Linked DNA regions of Mus musculus: regions 2 and 3 are each linked to region 1. A link is a loop called in an ENCODE intact Hi-C map of the cell type or tissue named here. Cell type or tissue: heart. All regions are shown on one strand. Region 1 overlaps Dip2c (disco interacting protein 2 homolog C). Region 2 overlaps Dip2c (disco interacting protein 2 homolog C). Region 3 overlaps Dip2c (disco interacting protein 2 homolog C).

Region 1 (8,000 bases):
ATTTATTGCAAAGTTGCAGGGGGTGAGGAGACAAATCTGGTGGCCATTTATTCCCACCTAAACTGAAGTCACCGTTCAAGCACTCCTATTTTTAATCCTCTTAGAGGAACTTTCTTAGAATGATCTCCAACAAATAGGACAATTTAGGAAGAAAAGATAAAAGTCAGGACAATATTGAGACAAAGGAATTTGAATCATCATTTCATTCACTTGCAACCTAGCCAAGAATATCATTAAGTATTAGCATCATACTCTAAAAGCAAAGCTATCCTCCCGAAAAAGATCACGAGCTATGCCTTATTGTACTGTGTGCATGGTATCATGTCATGGCCACTTCATTCAAGAAAAAACAAACAAGGGCTGGTGAGATGGCTCAGTGGGTAAGAGCACCCGACTGCTCTTCAGAAGGTCCAAAGTTCAAATCCCAGCAACCACATGGTGGCTCACAACCACCTGTAATGAGATCTGATGCTCTCTTCTGGAGTGTGTCTGAAGACAGCTACAGTGTACTTACATATAATAAATAAATAATAAGTAAATAAATCTTTAAAAAAAAAAAAAAAGAAAAAGAAAAAACAAACAAAAGAACTAAGTAGCTCCTTTAACCTTTCAAGTAAAGACATCTTTTTCCTAAAAAAATTAACTCAATTCAGAAACAATAAAACCATCCAATTTACCTTCAAAGTAAGGAATTTTTCCAAAAAAAAAAAAAAAGGAGGGAGGGTTTGTTTTGAATACTTTAATCTATTGAATATTTAATAGTAAATATAGTTTGTGTTCATTTAACAAGCTCAGATAACAAGCCATATCAAAAATATTGATAAAATTACAGCCAAACTAGATTAAAACCACAAGGGAAGAACTACATATAGCTTCAGGTATATTGGGAAGTGTGCTTAGTTTTTACCGCTTCCTGGGATAACCGAGCTACTAGATGAATTAGCCACAAATCTAACTGCCCATGTTCCAGTTCCTACCTATTATATATACAGAGGGAACTGACATTGCACCCCTAAACAGGGTTAGAGTTAGTACTGGAGTGGCCATATTGCAGTGAAAAGGCTAGCTAAATAAGCATATAATAAGAAAGGCCTCTACACTGGCAAACGTCTTCCTTTGATTCAACAAGCATCAAGTCATCCCAAGGGTATCTCAGGGTCACACACTTCTCACGTCTCACGCACACCCCATCTGTCCCTCATATACATCCCTCATTTTTTTCAAGGCTTGATCACTTATTTGTTACTCAAAGTTACTTTTGATTGGACTTAGTAGTAGAGGGTTTTAGCAAAGATAGCTATGTCTTTAGCAAAGACAGCTTGGCAATCAAGTCACTCTCTTGGACAAATGCTTAGCACAATCAACTGTCTGTTGCAGGACACATGGAGTAACGAGATGCTGAATCTTGCGTGGTTTAGTCCTGGATTCCTTATCTTCTTTATTAAGGGCTTTCTGACAATATACTAGCAAAAACCATCTTGTTTGAAGAGACTGAAAATTTTTAAGATTCTACTAGTTTTTGTGGGCCCCAACCACCAAGGCACAGTAGTATGGGTCAGTCCAGAAACATTTCTCCCCTACCTCTCTTTTACAACAACCAAGATTGCACTTATCTGCAATGCATCTGTAAACAGACTTGCACTTCTTCCTCTCTCCAGTGCCCCTTGTTCTATAACAAGGATGTTCCTTACTCAACAGCAGATACCTCCTGCTATGGGTTAAGACACTTTGCATCGTGAAAAAATCTTGTTGTTCCTACCACTGATTCAGACCACATAACCCTTCCACTTTTCACCCAGAGCATGAAGCAGCTACTTCTGTATCCATGTGTTTCTCAAAGAAAATATAAACCTTCATCATCTACTTCAAAGAGTAGAAATGGTTAGAAAGGAAAAAGGAGATACTCACTTCATCTCGACACAGCCAAGCAGCTAGGAGGTGCCATGAAAAAGAACCCTCACAATCTTAAAGAGACAAGTCTAGAATATCCTCCCTACCAAAAGCCTTCTTTTGTCTGCACTTTTGAACATTTTCCATCAGAGAAACTTTTCAGGAGTAAGGTTTTTCAGGATAAAAGCATGTATTTTACGTACTCTGGACAATTAAGTATCATATGCTTTGTGTTAAAAAAATAAATACGACAGGCACAAGAGCCTTAAAATGCTATGAGGACAGGGATTAGAATGTCTGAATCATAACTAAATTGTCAGAGTCCAAACGGAGCTATAGTCCAATGGTACACAAAATTTATGTGGATAGATACTATTCAGAATACATTAAAAAATACAAGTTATCAGTGGTTAAGAGCACTCTGCTCTTGCAGAGGACCTGGTTCAGTTCCCAGTACCACATGGTGCTTACAACCATCCCCAAACTCCAGTTATGGAGATTCAAATCCCCTTCTAATTTCCATAGGCATACATATGGTACACAAAGATACAGGTAAAACAAACATATATATGAAATTTTGGGGAGAAAAAACGAAAAAAAAACAGAAATATCTTGCTTGTTTAGCTTTAAAATATAGCAGAAAGAGACCCACAACCCTAGAGTACTCAGCCCATTTCTGGACAAGAATAGTTAGCTCACTGACAGCCTTCCTAGACAACCAGTGACAAATTCACTTATTGGACAAGTAGAATCCTAGAACAAGGATTCTATCAATTCTGCAGCAATGCTGTAACCTGCTCCCCAGTCCAAGGCCAAACAAAGTAGAGGAGAGAGGTGTGCTCACCTCCTCTTCCACGTCACAGAGAGAAGCCGAGTTAAGGTACCACCTCACGGTAATGGATGCCCTCATGTGGACTTCCTGGCTTCTCCCATGCGGACACAGAACTAGTACTACAAGACCCAGTATCGGAGCCCCCAAGAGCTTGAACATAACCAAGAACCAAGAGTGTGACCTTCCCTCAGCCTCAGTTTCCACACCTATAAAATATCAGTTCAAATATACAATAACATGGTGTGATTTTCTATAAATAAGAAGCACATTCTGGCATGTGAGTTGAGACTGATGCCTGGAATGTGCAGCCAGACCCAAGAAGATCTGCAGCAGCTGAGGGAACATGAGCCAGCAAAGGAATCTGATTTGGAGCCAATTCAAGGCGCCTAAAATTGTTCCACTGGTTTTATATTCTTGGCAAGGCCTGACCAGGCAAACAACTGCAATAGTTTCCACCTAGGATATCTGAGATTCCTTGCCTTTTTTCATAATTATCGCTGTTTCTAATTCATGATAATTAGGATGGGGACTTAACAGCAGGTAATTAAAGCAATTGCACAGTTTGCTATTATATTACAATGCCATACGTCCCTACTAAGAATGGACTCTATAGGAGGAACTAATGCCTGAGAAAGAAGGTCAACAGGTTCTTCCCCTAACCAAGGAAAAGCAGCTTCTTCATTCAAGTACTCCTCCAAATCAAGGCCAGGCCACTAGCCTGGTAAGAAAGGCATAGCATATAACTTTCTGACCAAACCTCTCTCAATCTCAAACCATTACCCAGCCTGGCACCTTCCTCCAGCTCAAGATATTCTATTGTCCCCTCTATAGCCTTGGGTATATGAGACCAAGGACAGTAATCTGAATCAGCTATAGCACTTTGCTACTAAGAACCAGAAAGCAAACTCAGCAAACATTCAAAGAATTTTTCCTTTCAAAGAAGCAACAAAATACCTAAATACACAAGCAGACTGATCAACAACCACCTTTGTGTTCATGTGTCATTCCTCACTTTTTAAAATAGGGTCTCTCCCTGACATGACCTTCCAATTAAATTAGACTGGCTAGCCAGTGAATTCTAAGGATCTGTCTCTGCCTCTCCAGCACTAGGATTGTAAGCACACACCACCATAGCTTTTACAGTTAAAAAAAAAAAAAAAAAAAAAAAAAGCCTCTGGGTGTCAAACTTGTGTTTACAATGCAACCTCCCCAGCTTCCCATGCACTTTGTCACAGGGATAATACAGACAACTATATAGCAAACAGCCAAGCAGAGGTGCACTTCCTGATCAAAAATAATAATCAGCACAACAGGAAGCCCTACCATCCCTTTGTGAAAAGCTCAGACTATGGAAGCTAGTATTTCTCCAACACGCTCAAAGATAAGGGAGCCTGGCCAAGGAGAACAGAGCTGCCGCAGACTCATCGCTCAGCTATCAACACAGAGTACAAATTCATCCTAGTCTGCACATCACTTGGTATAGGAGAGATAGAAAGAAGCCAGCAGCTAGCACCACCAAGCTCTTCATAGGGCATCAAAATCCCTTCACAGACAAAGGCCTAATGACCTTTCCAGAGGGTCTGGGGCTCTTCTGCCAAGGTATCTCACTCTGGCACAGAGCTATCATTCAGAACTCTTTGTCTAACACAGGAGCCAGTAGTCACCTGTGACTAAAGGACTATACTTATAATTTCTTTTCAAATGCATTGTCATTAAATATTTTAGTTCAATTTAATGTGCCCCAAGGAGTACCGCTGCCATGGACATCTCTATCCAATCGAATAAGAATGTAAATAGATGCCACATAAGAGGAGAAACCAATCTCACCAAGTTGTCCTCCGACCTCCACACACACACACACACACACACACACACGTGCTGCTGTACCACAGGCACACCCACACCCACATACATGCAGAATACGTGTAATTTAAAAAGAAATGTCCACCACCTCTGAGTTCTTCAAATTAAGTCAACAAAGGAAAAGGACTTTGGCAGCATGAGAAAGCAGTGCAATAAGAATGCAGCCTAAGTCAAACAGACCTCGCTGTGTGATCTGGGATGTATGTGGAAACCAGGTGAGACCTCAAGAATGACATCTGCCCTGTAATTCTGAATCAAGGTGTCTCATTCACCAGGAGGGGAGTACCCAGGAATCTTCTGCCTGTTAGTGCCTCCCCAGCACTGGGACTGTAGATGTTAACCACCATGCATGGCTCTTTATGTGGGTTCTAGTTCAGGTACTTACGTACCAAGTGCGTCAGCAAATTGGTATCACCCCAACCCCCGCTGTCTTCGACACCTAGTCTATTAACAAGTAAACACCGGTGACTTTGGTGTCTTCCACTTAGGATGAGTGACCCCAATGTCCACCCAGTGTGGTGTCAGGGTCAGAGACGACATCACCAACATTTACTACTACTTCTAAACTAACGAATAGTTGTTCATTCTATGCAAGAGAAAAAGGCAATTGCCTGTTTCCAAACTCACACACACAAAATAATAATAATAATAATAATAATAATAATAATAATAATAATAATAATAATGGTATAGGTATACAGACAGTTTCCAGGACACATCTTGTGCCCCTCGATGAAATGTAAAATCTAAATTCTATTATGAAATTGTATAAGATTCGAGCCCTAGGTCAGCTCTGACAGCAAATATTTAGGTGACAAAACAGCAATTTGTGTACTGCTTTATTTTAGGAAAAATAGTTCAACCAGATGTTAAACAAAAGGAAAATGGTTTCAATCTTTCATCTAATCAAATAAGCTATCTTTTCTTTTTTTATGGTGAAGTAGAAAGTTTATTATAGATTTTTTTAAGGATTTAATTATTGTATGTGAGTATACTGTCTCTGTCTTCAGGCACACCAGAAGAGGGCATCGGCTCCCATTACAGATGGTTGTGAGCCATCATGTGGTTGCTGGGAGTTGAACTCAGGACCTCTGGAAGAGCAGTCAGTGCTCTTAACCACTGAGCCATCTTCAGCCCTTATAGCTATCTTTTCAAACTCAAAAAACTTAAACTTGCAGACAATCTTTCAGGGTTCAAATGATATCATCTTAGTAACTATTCTATAGCTGTGAAGAGACCATGATCAAGGCAGCTTATAGAAGAAAGCACTTATTAAGGCCATGCTTATAGTTTCAGAAAGTTAGTCCACGATCATGGTTAGTACAGGAACATGGCAGCAGCAGGCAGACAAGCACGCATGGTTCTAGAGTAATAATTGGGAGCTTACATAGTGATCCAAAAACAGGTGACAGAGAGAGAACCAGACTAGACCTGGCCTAGGCTTTTGAAACCTCAAAGTCCATTCCCAGTGACACACTTCCTCCAACAAGGCCACACCTCCTATTCCTCCCCAGTCCAACTGGGAACCAACCGTTCAAATAGATGAGCCTCTGGGAGCAATCTCATTTAAACTACTACATATTTCTAATGAAGGAGCAAGCTGTTGTGCCGTTCTTCCTTCTTAGATCATTTTTACTTAAGCTTACACCAGTAAGAGGCCTTTATACTAACTTCTTTGCAATTATAGAATGGAGATAAAGATGCTGTGTCAGCAAATGTCAGTTCTCGAAGACATGTCCTACCAGATTTAGGTATGCTTCAAAGGTTAACTTACTTGGGATGTGTGAAGTTACAGATTTAAACAAGGGTTTGTTAAGCTTTTCTTACTAGAATTTTAGAATCCTCCAATACAAAGCCATCCACAGGTTCAACTGAAGAACACAACCACACTGCATGCATACCTCACAGAAAGCCAATCGGAACAGAGCCACATCCAACAATATCTTGGCTTTGTTATTTAAAATCATATGACATTACCCTCCCAACAACAGAAACCATGGCTCACCTTGTCACCCAAGGGACCTCTAGGAGATAAAATACTGCTTAGACACCCAATGTCACAGGTTATTTTTTTCCCTTAAGGAGGTTGCACTGAATCAATCTAGTCATGTTTTAGGGCAATGAGCAGCTCTGGGTATGAGGAACTTCAGCACTAAGCTGTCCACTCTTTTCTTTCTGCTTTATCCCAGATTGATAAAACCTCAAATTACTACTCCGCTCCTGTTACATGCTTTTTAAAAAACTGTCATTTGTCCTGGGTTCTAAACCTGGGACAATTTTCAAAATAATTTTATCAATTAAATTATTAGGTAGTAGTGCATAATTTGAACCTCATGAAAAATTTAAACTTAGATTGTAATAACTGCTGTTTACATCACAGATTAACAAATGAACACTTTTAATTCCTCTAATGTATTTTTAGATGGGGCCAATTCCATAAACAAACCAATACTGAAGCGAAAAGCATCTTCAGTCCAAGGTAGTTAATGCATTTTATTCCCAATTTTTTCCTCTCCCCGGTATGAAATCTCTAATCTATGGTCTTGAGGAAAAGTGTCATTAGTGTTTATGTCTTTGCCTTCTCCCCAGGGGGACAGTGAGACTCCCTAGTCACATAGCAATCTCACTGAACATACAGCAATCATGGTATGCTGGAACCTAAACCAGAAATCAAATCTGAGGCAAAGAATCTCAGATTCCTCACTGGTAAAAGTTTCTCAAGTGAATATGGTTAGGACTAATGCTGCAGCACATTATTAAGGATGGGGCACTAGAGGCCAAGGCAGGGAGTAACTTGCATCACCTAGGCAGAAGAGCAAGACCTTGTCTCTAAAGTAAAGCAAAGCTGTGTATCCAATATACAGTCAGGTGATCAGCAAATGTAAACTTCGTCCTTGGGAGAAGCAGTTCACCACAAGGATAATATGCTTTGTGGCTTTTTCAAATAATGAAGTTTATGCACAAAAATTTTAATGGGCTTTCGCTAAATAGTATACTCTTGATGTAATACTTATGGATATGAAAATTAGAGGACTGCTGTGGTTTCAAAGTCAAATGACCTCCATGGACTCCTGTGTTTAAATGCTTGGTTGCATGTTAGACAACAAATGGCTGGGAATGTGTGGTGAGACTACCAGATACTGCCAACAGAGACAGGGTAGCCCCACCTCATTGCGACAAAGCCTGAGAAGGAAAGACGCACAGACTATCCAAGGGATTAAGGACATTCCACCTAAATTTTCTAATAGCCTGCTGAAGGCTAAGGATGGACAAGCTGAGAGCCATCTAGACAGACTCCCTCCCCCTCCACCCCAACTATATAAAAAATCACTTTGCTGTTCAAAACCAGGAATGAGATGAGCCAGCACTGAGTACCAACAGAACAACTATCTTCAAGGCACTGGGTTTGGTGAGG
Region 2 (8,000 bases), 120 kb before region 1:
CTGTCTGAAGCCTGAAGCCCAGTCTCCACTGTTGATTAGATGTATTACTATGCTCCTCCTGACTTCCCTCCACTCACCACACATCCAGTCTATGAACCACCTCAGACCACACAGTCCTCACTGCTACTGCAGCCACGCCTTGCTTAAGCCTGCTGTCTAGAATACCTCTCAGGAGTCACAAGCTGGGCCCTAGGAGCATCCCTCCACCTGCTTGCACTCTGTGCCTGCTCTTGCTTCCTGTTCTGGCACCTTTCTTCTCTTCTCTCAGAATGAATGCCCTGAGCTTCCATTTTCTAATAAAGGGATAACCCAGCATCACTCACCTAACAGGAGACTGTTTAACATATCATCTAGCATAGAATATTCCCCCAATAAATGAGCACTATCGCTGTGTTGTTACTGTTTATATATGATCACTTTGATTTCCTATGAGCCTTTAAGCTCTATACAGAAGAGGCTCCTCACAAAAGCCACATGAGGGCCAGGTACAGGGGCTCACCCTCCATCTATTTAGTGGACAGACAAGTGAGCCAGTGACAGAGACATGTGGCATATAATGACATTATACTTGAAACTAATTCCATTTGCTTTAGGCAGTGGTCAGAAGGAATGTCTCAGATACTTGGCTTCTGGTGTTCTCAATTTCCAGAGATTCAGAGCCATTCACATCTGTCCTACATACTTTGCAGTCAGTTACAAAAGGTCCAAGATAGACAAAATACATGGGTATTTAGGACTCATTAATTCATGAGACCGCATAACTTTGTTCTGCAAGTGCCATCTTGGAAAAGAAAGAGCAATAGTTGAGCTGGAGGGAGACTACTGACTGAAGGCATAAGCCCTGCATTATATACCACTCAAAACCACCCTACTCCAGCATCATGCGCAGATCCAAGTGTCCCACACTCAAGGTCAAGTGTGGAATGACTAAAGCCTCACTGAGACAAATACCAAAGAGTACTGTGCCGGAGATGGATCATGTTCTTTGTTGTCCTGGTACCCTTTGTAGAATAAAGATGTCCTCAGCTTTCAATCTCTCCTTCCCAGAAATCTTAATAGCCAAATTTCAATAGGTCAAGCTAGCTCACTGAAGGAGGCACTGCGAAATATAAAGTACAACAGAGGACAACCCATGCTGTTTCTTGGAAAGGACATTGTGCTTTACAATAAAACCAGAAGTGAGAGTGTGCATTGTTGGCTCAGTAACTTTTTAGTTGACCCCACATATCATGCTTTATCTAATGGGGATCAAGAAGAAACTGGAGAATTTTCAAACACTGAACATTCTCCAGCCGCCAAGCACTTTTATACACACTAATAGCATTGAAGTTAAATGATGAAGTTTTTGTCTTACAGGTGAAAAAAAATGTTATTCATAAAATAAAAGCTGAGTCCAAAATCAGCAGCAGGCACTTGACACTGCCAGGATTCATTGAAGGGCTTCGATGAGATCCTCACACATTGCAGTTCCTAACATACAATAGCAGGTAAGTACTTACTCACAATGCAAATTAGGGACAAGAGCTGGCCCTGCAGGTGCGAACCAAACACAGCCTGCTTCATACTCAGTAGATGGCTCAGTGACTCCATGCATTCAAGTTTGCAAAAGTATGACCTCATTCCAGACTCAGAAACCTAGGCTATGAAATGATGCTACCTACCACTTCTTTAAGTGGAAGAAGAGAAACTGAATAGATACATTCAGAATTAAAGGACCAGACCCACCTATTTCTTCATGAACTTTGTGGGAGCTCAAGGAAGGACTGCCCATTGCGCCGTCATCAACCTTTACGGCCCCAAGTTCCCCAGCTCTCCATCACCTTCTCCTCCTAGCCCAGTAGCCTCATGTTTTGGAGATAATGCCATTCTGCTCATAAACGGGTCATAGTTTATAGGAATGCAGTCTGTCAAGATGGCCTACTCATGAGTAGGCTTCTTGCATATAAAATTGGAAGGTCACCGACTTTCCACCAACCGGATGCACATCACTGAATAGCGACAAGAGCGGTTGGAAATTCTGAGATGATTGTTATGGGCTCCTTAATTCAGGGTTCCTGACAGATTGCTTGTATCAGTGTCTCTTCCTGGGTAAGGGTACTGTGCACGGGGAGGTACGGGTGAGAGAGACACAGTGCGTTATGAGGAAGATCCAATGTGCTTCTTGGTGTCATAAGATGTCCCTGAGTTGGCTTGTATTGACTCTGATTAGTCAGCAATCTAAGTGACATGGTTTAAGATTGTACTGACAAAGACCAGTTGGAGTAAGGATGAAGGCTCTTTAATAAAAGGTTCTATAAAGGACAATGAATACAGTACTTGACCCCTGAGAGAATAGCCTATAAACCTCACAATTTTACTCCAAGCTTAGAAATCATCTAAGGGCAGATAGAACTAAGACAAGTTTCCTTCCCACAAGTTTACAGCCCTCTGAAAGAGGCACCTCAGGCAAATCCTTCTGAGGCATGTCCTGTTCTCCAGTCCCCAAAGTGACTGGAGAGGAAACATTTGAAAGGTCCACTACTTCCTGGGGCTCAGGTTTCTTGTTTTTGTTTTTGTTTTTGTCTTGTTTTGTTTTGTTCTATAGCTTCAAGCACAAACAGCAACCAGTTAGCTCAGCTCAAAAAAGTCCAGTCATGAACTTGTCTAAATAAATCCAGCCAACCCAAAACAAAGTTACCTGTTTCACATTCAGTGACCCGTTGTAGATGGACACATATGTAGCAATTGTGTTCATGTGGGAATCTTTAAAACAGTAACAATAGCAAGCCTTATTGAGCCCTTGCCTGGTTCTAGGTGCTACACTTGACCTTAAGTACAGCAGTGTCTGCATTCAACAGCTGCACAAATCACCGTGATCTCAATGTTATAACCAATAATTAAAAGAAAAAACTGAGTTTGTGGCATAAAAATGAAGTCAGATTTGGATCTTAACCTACTCGCTGTGTTCTGGAGTCTCACAAGGGCTGGTTTGGTTTTATACTCTTAAAAAAAAAATGACTAATTTCATTTAAATTTCTACCTTTGTAAATATCCCATCTAACCTGAATGTGTGTCCTTGACTTTCAGGTTCTTCCCACTAGCTCACAGAAACCCATGCTCTGCCATACAATTGTGCCAGGCAAGCCTGGAAATATATTGTAGTAAAATCACCATGGTGTCAAAGCTCAGTGATGTCTGACATTTTAAAAGCAGAATAAAACTGCTTACAAGAATGAATTGGATAAAAACTCTTGTATTTTAGTGCAAACAAAGGTCTCAAATATGTAAACTCAAGTTACCACAGAAAAGGCACATATATGCTAAAGATTCCACAAGGCTGATTAACTAGGAGAGCTGGTATTGTTGCAAATCCCAGTGCCAAATTTCCTTGAACTATGCCTATCATTTAGTAGGCATTCGTTGCCTAGCATTGAGTCTCACCTAGAAGCTTACAATGGCTACCTTTTGGAATATATTAATTCATTAGACCAGTAGCTTCTGAGCAACATAAAAGCATAGAATATCAACAGATAGCATCTCATTTCCCCAGTTAGAGGTAGCCCATCTACCTCAAGTTCTGACCAGTGTATCTAAAAAGTGCCTTGACTTACTATCTCTCTTGTTCTAAAACTACAACAAACTTCATGACGTCAGGATTAATGAAATCTAAAATGAGCCAATGGCCATATGTGGACCATTCAGAGCCAGTGCACTGAGTCATGACAGATGGTCCTCAGTCATCTGGCAGGACAGAACATGCCACTATTTTCTCCCTATTTTCTTTACAGCTGCTTATCAAAACCTATTTTTTCTCCTCAATATTAACTGCTAGCATGGTTAAGTCTATTATTCTAGACATGTGTTTATTATCAACTTGTAGTAAAAACATTTAAGACTACTTAAAACTATATATCCTCATACATGTACGTACACACACACACACACACACACACACACACACACACACACCTTCCTTTTATTGAAATCTAATGTTTGGGGAGGAAAAGCATCAGTGCCCCAATAGGCAACCCAAGAAGTTAGTTCTAAGTTGACCACCAGGGGGCAATAAAGAGCAACAGACACAAGTGCTGTATCACTCTAAAAACCACTATGGGTATTTTCTAAGTGTTTACAATCCCAGTAGTGCCATTATACTCATATAGAGGTTCAAGGCCTACAGAGTGCTCCTATATATGTGAATGTGTGAAAATGGAGTTCTATTTCCTAATATTTTAGCTGTACTCTCATTAGCTACTGAACTGCTTTCAAATGGATCTACTAATGCAGCTTTAACGGAGTTTATGGGAGAAAATATTAGATTCAGTGTAAAGTAGCCAGCCATAATATGCTATTATGTTATCCTACAAAGCTGGTTAAACACAGAGAAGAAAAATCAGCATGGTATTTACTTAGGAAATGTCTTTCAAGTTTGTTGCCTAGCTCATCAGTATTTGCCTTTAGATTGTTTTGAGAAGCAGACTAGGAAAACTGGATCTTATCTAGATTCCAGGGTAAGATACTTACTGCAAAGAATTAGACCTACTCAAGTTCTGTCACATCAACATGACAACTTTGCCACCAACTTCAATCTCCTTGCACAGAATTTAAAACTGGAAATGGAGAAGGAAACAGAGGTGCTCGCATACAATTGCTCTAAACATCATTAAAGTGTACTGAATTAATACTTTCTGCATGTTCTTCTTGGAAAAATAATGTAAATTGTATGATTGGTGAATCTTGGTGAGGATGGCTATTTCTGTGTTTTGTGGTTAAGTTTAGCTGTGTTCATTTTCAAGATGTGGGAGTAGGATCCAAAATATAAGGGATATTAATTTTGCTTTTTTGTTGGAACAATTGGTTTGAATCTGCACACAAGGGTCCGCCCCTTCTGAGCTCAGGATCATGAAATAGAGACTTTCATCTGCAGGGGGCAAAAATAGAACTTCTATTTTTTAAGGTGAGGGTGGCACTCAGTGAGAACTTCAGTTTTCAAGTTTTGAGGTCCTGTTCTCCTGTTATTAACTCCTTAATGTTTTTCTTTTATCAAAATTTAATCACTAATTCCAAAATTAGTATCTAGCAAGATACTAACTAGAGTGCACTGTTTCTGAAGGACAGTCAGCCAATTTGCATAAGACTTGGATACCTGTGCTTTAAGACCTAGAAGAGCACTCTTGAATGCTGGTGCTGTCAGCAATGTGTCTCGTCAGTAGTTGGTCTGTGTCTAAAGGAATAGAAGAAGTCTTGAGTAGGTGCAGACAGTGCTGCAGTATGGGTATAAGTACATATAAATCATAAGTCTTTTCCTCTATCTTCTTAGTCTTGTAAAACCTCACAAGTGGGTGTAGGGGTTCATACCTGTCATCCCAGAATTTTACAAATACTATGCCAGGAGAATGACCTTGAATTTGAGCCCAGCCTGGGCTAGATAAGTTTTAGGTGAGCCAGGACTTCTCACCTAGCTAGCTCCAGACCCTATAGCTAAGCAATGCAACATACACATGCATGCAACACACACACACACACACACACACACACACACACACACACTGTTGTTTGGTTTCTTTTCGTTTTGTTTTCCTATATGAAGGTCTCAAGGTCACCACAAAACAAGCATCCAAATACTAAGTTCCAAGAAAACATGTTATTATGATCATTTAGCCTGATCATTATTAAAGCAAGAATTATCCCAAAAGATACAAGTTGATCATGTTATCATGCTCATAAATTAAGAGGCACATAGAAAAGAACATTTAATGGAAGTGAATGTTTCATTTTCTGGTTTCTGAATGAAAAAAAAAAGTTGATTTCTGGCAAACCAACAAACATTAATTAGGTAACTATACACAATGCTTCCAGAAAATTTAACAAATAATATAATCCAATTAGTTCTTTAAAGTGCTATGAATATTGCTGAGTTGTAATGGTAATATGTCCATAATTAAAATTGTTACAAAAACATTTAAATTTTTAATCCCAAATTAACCATAAATGGATAGGAATGCAAACCGAGGTGTTAATATTTGGCACAATTTTCGTTTGGCATTTTTAATGTCTGGTTATTGTTTTCTCAGCAGAAGGATATCCCTGTCTTATTTCAAAAGTGAATTTTCAAGCACAGAATGACTTCTAGTATGTGAAAGCAATCTTAAGAGGTGTCTAAGGTATCTAAACATAAAAACTTAAACAATTCAAAACAAGCTTCTACCCAGGAATCAGCCTGCAGCGGTTCCACAATAAAACCTCACGGCCTTCACACACTATGGTAAGCACACATCACCAATCAAAAACTAACCACGGAACTAAAGGCCATGGGTGAGCTCAACTGTACTTTACCCTTAAGACCCTGTGCCAACATACACTGCTCAATTGGGGGACAGGGCAGGCATCTCAGAGACCCTAACCAAGTGGAATGGCTTCCATTTCCCAAACTGAGTAGATATTCTGAAAACTCTGGGAAGACTAGAGATCTAGCTCCTTGTCTGTTCTCTGGCATCCCTGTAACAGGGATGACATGTGAAGAATCAAGTGAATATAAAGGTGGCTTTGTTTTCCATTATCCAGGAAGGAGTAACAGAGATGGCAATTCAAAATGGTTGTTGTTTCAAGCCTTCCATGTTTAACAATTCATGCTAGGTCTGGTATCCTTGAAAATGGACAAGCAGCACCAGAGTCTGGTAACAATCCAGGAGAGTATAGTACACAGGATAAATGGGCATCAGGATCGTGTCCATTGCTGTGTAGGTTTGGGGTAGTCAAGTTTTATGCCCAGACATCACTCTGCTATGTATCTAGTAGAGTTGGCCAGTGGCTTTCAATCTGAGCCAAAGAAGGAGAACAGGTGCCATGGCAACCCACATCCCTGCAGAGCCTTCCAAGAGTCCCCAGGAAGCGCACACGTTACTTCTAGTCCTCCTGCTGCCAATGTCCCCACTTTCTTATGTTCTTATTTGTAGCTTTAAAAAATTCTTAAGGCAAGAAAGAAAATCTAAACACCAATTTGTATCAAGACTCTAGATTCTAACATGAGAGTCAAACAACAACTCGATAAACATACCTTATCCCTACCTGAAAAGCTATTTATCCTTAATATATACTAGCATGCTTCATTTAAAGTCTCCAAGGACCTCAAGTCACTGGAAGATGAGCACTACTGAGCCCTTCATAACATGCATGAAGAAAACAGACATAAGAAATAGGGTCTGAGCACCATAAAGTGATGCAGTCTCAGCCACCCCTCTTTTTTTTATTGAGATACTCTTAACATTTTAGATAAAGCAATACAAGTTTACCACTTCCTGAAACACACTGAATCAAAAGTGACGGTAACTGCATAGTCAGTGTAGGGTCAGTAGGCACTGCCACCTACTCACAACATCCCCCACTGGCTTCCCTTGTAAGTGTGACCTCTTATCTCCCAGCTTCTAAACAGCCTCTTGCTACTGCACTCCATCTTTACAATGCTTTCCATAATGAGAAGGGCTGCTCAGAGCATCTAACAGCCATTATTAACCACTTTCCACTTGATGAAACCCAATGTTGTTCTGAAAGAGGTGTGTAAGATTCACAGCCCCAGTGTTACCTGAACATACACGCAGGATTCCAGTCATGTTCTCAATGTTTCCATCCTCACCTACACCAAACTTTGAAACGTGAACCTTACATGGTATCAGGAGGCAGGGGCTTTAAGAGAGGGCTATGAAAGTAGAGGGCCCAGCTTTTATACTAGTTACTTTCCTGTTACTGTGATAAAACGCCATGACCAAAGAGACTCGGGGAAGAAAGAGGTTAATTTTGGATTATGGTTTCAGAGGGATAAGTATGTATGAGTCGGGAAAGCATGTAGCAGGCAGGGATGGCAGGACGGCATGGTGGCCAGAGCAGAAAGCTGAGACTGAACCATAAGAACAAAGAAGAGAAAACAAACTGAAGTGTGGTGAAAGGCTTTAAACTCTCAAATCCTGCGTCCAGTGACCTACTTCCTACAGCAAAGCCCCATCTAAATCCCCCAACAAACTGCC
Region 3 (8,000 bases), 92 kb before region 1:
GAAAAGAAAAGAAAAGAAAAAGATGATTGTAATTCCATAATTAGGCAAATAGCACCAAGGACTAACTGGGGTAAGGGTGCTGTTACTCTGACCTTAGCAAAGGGACTCCATGATTGAGTGTCTGTGTGTACATGGGAGCTGGTGCACGTAGAACTCAGTGGTCAAACTCAGGCATTGTTCCTCAGTTGCTGTTCACCTCGTCTCTTGAAATAGCCTCTCTCATTGGCCTGAAACTTACTGATTAACTAGCCAGAGTGGTCAATGACCCCTAAGGATCCACCTGTTTCCGCCTTCACAGCACAGACTGTAAGTGCATATACCACCACACACCTGTTTGTCTTTGTTCCTCAGTTTTGAGGATTGAACTCGGGCATCATGCTTTCATGGCAAGCACTTCACTATCTCCCTAACTTTTATGCTGACCACATAAAAAAGCATCTTTGTTCCATAAAATTAGAGCCCTGAACAACTAGCCTTAGCCAACAGAGATATTTTTGTCAAGCAAAGGACAAAAGATATGAGCTATTTTTATCATGCCTGATAAACACCAAGTGATAATGTTGATGGCTATGCTAACACAGAGTTAGCAGGAAAGTGAACTGGCTGTGTAGATCCACCTGTGACATTGTGGACACAATCGGACTTCCAAAAGAGTTTGCTCCCATTAATCAGTTATAAATAAATCTCTCTCCGTTCCAAGATTCTGTGGAGCCATGTTTCCTGCCTCCTGCCCATACAGTGGCTTCCTTAGGGTCTGTTCTATGTGAATAACTGGACAGGTTCTAGTACTTATTTCCATGGAGGGAATATACAATATACACACCACACAGATAAATAAGTAGCTTTGTGAGAAGCCTGAAGAAAAGCACCAAGTGACAAAATGTGCTACACTAAGGTTGCCATGGAGATGAGGCAAATGCAACAGGACAGCACTTCATACTACAATACACAAAGACCATCTGGGTAGGAGAAATTTGATTTTGTAGGACACTCAGCTCACATTTCGGTCAGTTTTTCCCACACAGTTTTATGAACTGTGACTGTGTGATATTGTCTAATATGCTCAAACACATGTTAGATTAGATTTGTAGAATTTAAGATTCTACAAAGCAGTAGGAATGTGACATAGCTCAGTGGGGCAGCACCTCACCTACCATGTGTGAGGTATTAGGTTTAATCCACAGCACTGAGAGGCAGTCAGAAAAAAATTCTTAAAAATTGGGCATAGCCTAGAAGGAACCTACTATTGCACTAAATGGTTATGTCACCAAACTTCTTTCTAAATATTTCTGTTTATTCACATAGATTTGTGCTGCTCTTAACCTTTGTTAAAGAAACTTCTTGCAGTGAGGAGTGTTCATGCAGACTTATAACAAGTCAAAGTCCTGAGAATAAATGACTGAATATCAACATTTATACTAACTCCACCCTCAAGGCTCAAGAAACATCTTGGGAGAAGGAGCAGAAAGACTAAGAGCCACAGGTGAGAGGAAACCTGCACTTTCTCTTTGGGAGTCTGGGTTACCTCATTCAATATAATCTTTTCTACTTCTATCCATTTACCTGCAAACTTCCTTCTTTACAACTGAATAATATTCTATTATGTATATGTACTACATTTTCATTATGCATTCACCTGTTGAAGGACATTTAGTTTGCTTCTATTTCCTGGCTATTATAAATAGGGCTGAACAAATGTCTGAAACAGGATGCCAAGTCTCTTAGAGAATATGGCAAGGAGTGGTATAGCCAGGTAGGGTAATGCATTTTAGGTTTCTTTTGCTTGCTTGTTTGTTTTTTTGAGGATTCTCCATGGTCTCTCTCATCTGTGATTCCTAACTCCAAATCCTAAGATTTGAGCATACAACAAAAAGTATCCAAAGAAACCATGAAATTATAAAGAGAATAGAAGAGGGTTTGGGGAGTCTGGAGAAAAGGAGTGAGACAGGTGATGAGAAACAGGGAAATGGAATGACAGGGACAGGGTTCCAACTGGGCAAGAAGGAGGGCGGTCAATAATGCTCAGGAAACATCTTGGAAAGTATTCAAAAATGTGGGCCAGAATACCAGGAAGTCTCTCCTAGAAATGGCTGCATAAACAAGATCAAAACCAAAGCAGTATCAATGGGCACATTAATATGAAAGAGGAAAACTTCTGGGTGTCCCAACTCTAGATAAGTAACTAAAGGCAGCTAATGATAGCTGGGAGAAGAACCGGCCTTTCCCATGGATGAGTCCCATTACTGATTGTCCAAAGCAGAGTGATCAGCCCCAACAAAATCGGACTCAGTGGGTTGTACTTATATGTGGGTGTACTTATATGTACACATGAATACATACATATATACACACACATACATATGTATACATATAAACACACATATATATATACATATACATACACACATACACACATACACACATACACACGCACACACACACACACACATATATAGCAATTATCAAAGAAAAAGAGGTTATCTACTTGAGAGAGGGGAGCATAGCCTGGCAGGGTCTGAATGAAGGTCATAGGAAGGAACTAGAGGAATGAGGGGATAAAACTGACATAGCTCCATTACAATTAAAAACACATTAATAATCAATTTTAGCTGGACAGTGGTAGTGCACACTTTTAATCCCAACACTCAGGAGGCAGAGATAGGTGGGTCTCTTGTGAATTCAAGGTCAACCTCGTCTATAAAGAAAAGCCAGGGCTACATAGAGAAAGCACATTTCAAAGAAAAAAGAAAAAGATTAAAGGATTGTTAGCTGAGTGGTGGTGGTCCATGACTCCCAGCACTCAGGAGGCAGAAGCAGGTGAATCTTTTTGAGTTCAAGGTCAGGCTGATCTACAGAGTGAGTTCCAAAACAGCCAGGGCTACACAGAGAAACTCGGGCTTGAAAAACTGAAAAGAAAACACAAGTCCTTAAGTGCCACAGAACAGGGAGGAGCACTGTAAAATGCCATCTTCTGGATAGGACATGGTCATTGCACGCCAGGATTCATAGTAGCTGTGGCTGCCAGCAAAAACATGCAGAACATCAAGCCTATTAAAATTCCAACCCAGGGGGCGGGGGATGTTCACAGGGCTCCAGCCCTAGCTGAGGAGCTACTATGAGTTGATGGCGCTGGGAGGCAGAAGGGTTCTCTTTCCTTTGCAAGTATGGCCACTGAAAGGCTGCCCACACCTTTCATACAGGTTTCAGATGTGACTTGGGGAGAGGGAGAAGTTGAGAGGGGAAATATGGTGGTCATTAGTTGGGGAGATGAGTTCAGGTAGAAAGGAGTAGATCTGACCAAAATACATTGTATATGTGTATGAAATGCTCCCAGAACAAGAAGTATTAAGAAAAGTGAACAAAAGATTTTGAGTAGTATTTAAAGATATAGAGATGCCTAACATACACACACACAAAGGTGGTCTGTAATTTATCATCTCAGAATGCATATCAAAACCACAAAATGTCACTTCACCTTTCAACTGTTTTTAGCCATAAGAGTTGCTTATATAACCCAAATATGAGGCCTGTATCATATACATAATTTCCAAATAGTGTCTTATATTCTTTTAAGATAAAAGTGTTTATTTTTGTAATTTGTCTGTTTAATCGATTTTTCTTTTGGTTTTTTATTGTCTATTAGATGTTACATTTAAGAAAATGTGTTTTCATATGCACTGGCTAATTTTATATCAACCTGAGTCACACTAGAGTCACTAGAGAGGAAAGAACATCAACTGAGAGAATGCCTCAGTAAGATCAGATTGTAGGCTCTAGGACATTGTCTTAGTGACTGATGTGTAAGGGCCAAGCCCATTGTGGACACAGCCCCCCTCCTCACCCTGGGCACACGATCATGGGTTCTAGAAGAAAGCAGGCTGAGTAAGCCTTGGGGAGCATGACAATAATAAGCAGCACCCCTTCATAGCCTCTGTATCCGTTCCTGCTTCCAGGTTCCTGCCCAATTTAATAGTGAACAGTGACACAGATGTTTAAGATAAATACACTCTTTCCTTCCCAGGTTGCTTTGGTCATACTGTTTCATTACAGCAATACTAACCCTAAGATATCATGTTAGAGTGTTTGAAGCTCAGCCTCCCACCCTAATCTCCAGATTCCCTGGGATTGGAGTTGTTGTTAATCACCATGTGGGTGCTAGAAACTGAACCCAGGTACTCTGCAAAAGCAACAAATACCCTTAATCACTGAGCCAATGCTTCAGCCCTCCTTTGATCCATTTTGAGCTATAGGGTATAGAGCAGAAATCTCTTCTTGTCTACTGGCTATTTAGAGGTGTTAATAGCTGACCTGTCCCTTTTCCACCCAATAGTCTTGGTGCATTTTTTTCATGTCTGTGGTATGCATGCACGCATGCAACTGTGTGAGCATAAGTGTGGCAGTAAGAAACCAACATCCAGTTTCTTCCTTAACCCTCACTTGGACCCAGGGCCTAGGCTAGACAGCTTAATCCAGGATTCCTGTCTCCATCTCCCACAAGCAGATTACAGGGAAGCTGCTATGGCAGTCTGGCACTTACTTGGGTATTTAAGATCCAAACTATGGTGTTCAAACTTGCATAATAATTACTCTACCTGCTGTGCCATCCCTTCAGGTCTCAATAGTCTTAGTATTTCTGTCCCCAATAGTCAACCACACTGAAAGAAAGAAAGAAAGAAAGAAAGAAAGAAAGAAAGAAAGAAAGAAAGAAAGAAAGAAAGAAAGGAAGGAAGGGAGAGAGAGAGAGAGAGAGAGAGAGAGAGAGAGAGAGAGAGAGAGAGAGAGAGAGAGAAAGAGAAAAAAAACAATAACAACAAAACAAAACATCACATGAGCTAATTTCTAGACTTTCAATTACAGCCCATGTAGGTTCCTATAGAAGCACTATACAGTTTGAATTGCCAAAGCTTGGAATTTAATTTTTAGATGATTAAAATGAGAGACTTACGCATTTGTTATCCTCTTTCAAGACTGAGAAGCTATTTTCTTGCATTTTTTACAGGAAATTGAAAAAACAATGTGTGCTATAAAATATTAACCTGGCCTGAGAAAGGTTAAGTGTGACACTCTCTTCAGCCTTTTAAGAAGCTAATTGCTGAGTCTTTAGAGTGCTCTGGCTGATGGATATGTCTCTAGGCTATACCACATGATTCATGATAGTTGTGTGGTTACTGTATGAGCCTCAAGCCATGCAGAATGATCTTTATCTACTAAAAGGAATAGAAATAAAGGATGTCCACATGGGTAGCCAACTTGTGAACATAAATAGTCCCAGTAAAAACTGAGGATCTCAAGGCTCACGTGAGTTTGTTTAACAGTAGTTCATGTGTGCTAATATATACAATTGCTAGAAGGAGTATTGTCCCACAGGCAAGACAGCAGAAGTTATACCTGGTACTCTCCCACCCCAGCTCCTGTCTCCCCTTGATGTTTTAATACCCATTCATTGAAATCAATTACAAACAGGATTTAAACAACTTTGCTAGTCTGCATTCAAGTAAATTACTGAATCTGAGGGTGGTCTTAGAGAACTCTAACTTGAAAAATCGTTTAAAGCAGAGATCATTTGCCAGGTAGTAAAGATCTTTTACTCCCATGGTATCTGAAAGCTCCAATTAGGCTAATGGCTGATTTCTGTGGGCTGCTGTCTTAAAATACAACTACACGCAAGTGAACCTTCACTATTGAGCATCATTAGAGGGTTCCAAGCCATATCTAATAGAAATTTTCCAGTAAGTGGCCTTAATCAGATTAGCATTACTCAAGGTTTATTCAAAGTATACAATATCCTGGTCTGTCAAAAAGGAGAAATGTAATATTTCCAACCACCTTCCCAGCAACAACTCTGATGGTGGACTAGAAAGGGTGGACATCTCAGCACTGGTTTACAAAAGTGGTTTTCTACTTAGGGGATCTATGGAACCCTATGTATTCTTACAAAATTACTGAATGTCAGAAAAAGTCATTCTGTGAGTTACACCTATAAAACATGTACCACAGTAGAAAATTATATTTTGTTCACTTTAAAATAATAAATTCTGAAGACATCAAGATAACTCAGCAGGCCAAAGTACTTACAACATGAACCCAGTGACTTGATTTCAATCTCTGGGACAGATGTAACAGTGGACAAAGAAAACCAACTGTATTAAGTTGTCCTCTAGCCTCCATATGTATACCACAGCATGCATGCACAATTTTGTTTACAATAACAAACATATTTAGGGACAGAAATACTAAGACTATTGAGACCTGAAAGTTGGCAGCACGTAGTGTAATTATTATACAAGTTTAAACACCATAGTTTGGATTGTAAATACCCATTCCTACAATAACAAATCACTTTTGAAAATGACAGTATTGTTTTCTAAAGTAAAGGATGAGTATGCCAATGTTTTCTTTGAACTTTCTTACTGTTGGGAGCCGCCCCCACATTCGCCGTTACAAGATGGCGCTGACATCCTGTGTTCTAAGTGGTAAACAAATAATCTGCGCATGTGCCAAGGGTATCTTATGACTACTTGTGCTCTGCCTTCCCCGTGACGTCAACTCGGCCGATGGGCTGCAGCCAATCAGGGAGTGACACGTCCGAGGCGAAGGAGAATGCTCCTTAAGAGGGACGGGGTTTCGTTTTTTCGCTCTCTTGCTTCTTGCTCTCTTGCTTCTTACACGCTTGCTCCTGAAGATGTAAGAAATAAAGCTTTGCCGCAGAAGATTCTGGTCTGTGGTGTTCTTCCTGGCCGGTCGTGAGAACGCGTCTAATAACAATTGGTGCCGAATTCCGGGACGAGAAAAAAACTCGGGACTGGCGCAGGAGGGATACTTCATTTCAGAACCAGAACTGCGGATCACGTTTATAAAGGTTCCCGTAACACAGACTGTTGAGAAGGATTCAACTGCCGAATTCAGAACTCATCAGCTGGGGAACGACGGTGATAAAGGTTCCCGTAACACAGACTGTTGAGAAGGATTCAACTGCCGAATTCAGAACTCATCAGCTGGGGAACGACGGTGATAAAGGTTCCCGTAAAGCAGACTGTTAAGAAGGATTCAACTGTATGAATTCAGAACTTTTCAGCTGGGGAACGAGAGTACCAGTGAGTACAGCTTTACGAGGTAAGCCCGATCTTGAACTTTCTAACGAAATTCAAGACAGTCTATCAGAAGTAAAGTGGAATATGTTTGGCCTTGAATTTTTTCTGGTGTTAGGAGCCCTTTTGTTCCTTTTCACATGTTATCAAGTGATTAAGATAGGGCTGAAAATTCTAGAGGAAATTCAGGACAAGCTATCAGAAGTAAAGCGGGGAGAGAGAGTAGGAACAAAGAGGAAATATGGTACACAAAATAAGTATACAGGCCTTTCCAAGGGTCTTGAACCCGAGGAAAAGTTAAGGTTAGGTAGGAATACCTGGAGAGAGATTAGAAGAAAAAGAGGAAAAAGGGAAAAGAAGAAAGATCAATTAGCGGAGGTCTCTAGGAGATACTCGTCACTAGATGAGCTCAGGGAGCCAGCTCTTAGTAGCTCTGAAGCAGGTGAAGAATCCTCCTCTGAGGAAACAGACTGGGAGGAAGAAGCAGCCCATTACCAGCCAGCTAATTGGTCAAGAAAAAAGCCAAAAGCGGCTGGCGAAGGCCAGTTTGCTGATTGGCCTCAGGGCAGTCGGCTTCAAGGTCCGCCCTATGCGGAGTCCCCGCCCTGCGTAGTGCGTCAGCAATGCGCAGAGAGGCAGTGCGCAGAGAGGCAGTGCGCAGACTCATTCATTCCCAGAGAGGAACAAAGGAAAATACAACAGGCATTTCCGGTCTTTGAAGGAGCCGAGGGTGGGCGTGTCCACGCTCCGGTAGAATACTTACAAATTAAGGAAATTGCCGAGTCGGTTCGTAAATACGGAACCAATGCTAATTTTACCTTGGTGCAGTTAGACAGGCTCGCTGGCATGGCACTAACTCCTGCCGACTGGCAAACGGTTGTAAAAGCCGCTCTCCCTAGTATGGGCAAATAT

What was found. Peaks named below come from ENCODE experiments on the same cell type or tissue, not always from the same donor. Only the 100,000 strongest peaks of a DNase experiment are listed, where the experiment ranks them.
Region 2: it touches region 1 in a loop (1.9-fold over the local background); 2 of 42 quality-filtered maps call a loop at or near these places.
Region 3: a loop joins it to region 1, with 2.2 times the contacts of the local background. A loop is called at or near these places in 2 of 42 quality-filtered maps.

The regions. Positions count from the first base shown.
Region 1 is chr13:9,345,945-9,353,944 of GRCm38, reverse strand. All of the region lies in intron 1 of Dip2c (disco interacting protein 2 homolog C), which reads right to left. Among named protein-coding and RNA genes, the nearest start is that of Dip2c, 73 kb to the right of the region's middle. In heart, no CTCF peak of the experiment used is centred here; a DNase peak (open chromatin) is centred at 3,074.
Region 2 is chr13:9,463,473-9,471,472 of GRCm38, reverse strand. All of the region lies in intron 1 of Dip2c (disco interacting protein 2 homolog C), which reads right to left. Among named protein-coding and RNA genes, the nearest start is that of Dip2c, 190 kb to the right of the region's middle. In heart, a CTCF peak has its summit at 4,044 (motif pointing right); no DNase peak of the experiment used is centred here.
Region 3 is chr13:9,438,306-9,446,305 of GRCm38, reverse strand. The region is part of intron 1 of Dip2c (disco interacting protein 2 homolog C); the gene reads right to left. Among named protein-coding and RNA genes, the nearest start is that of Dip2c, 170 kb to the right of the region's middle. In heart, no CTCF peak of the experiment used is centred here; a DNase peak (open chromatin) is centred at 3,015; H3K27ac peaks cover 256 bases.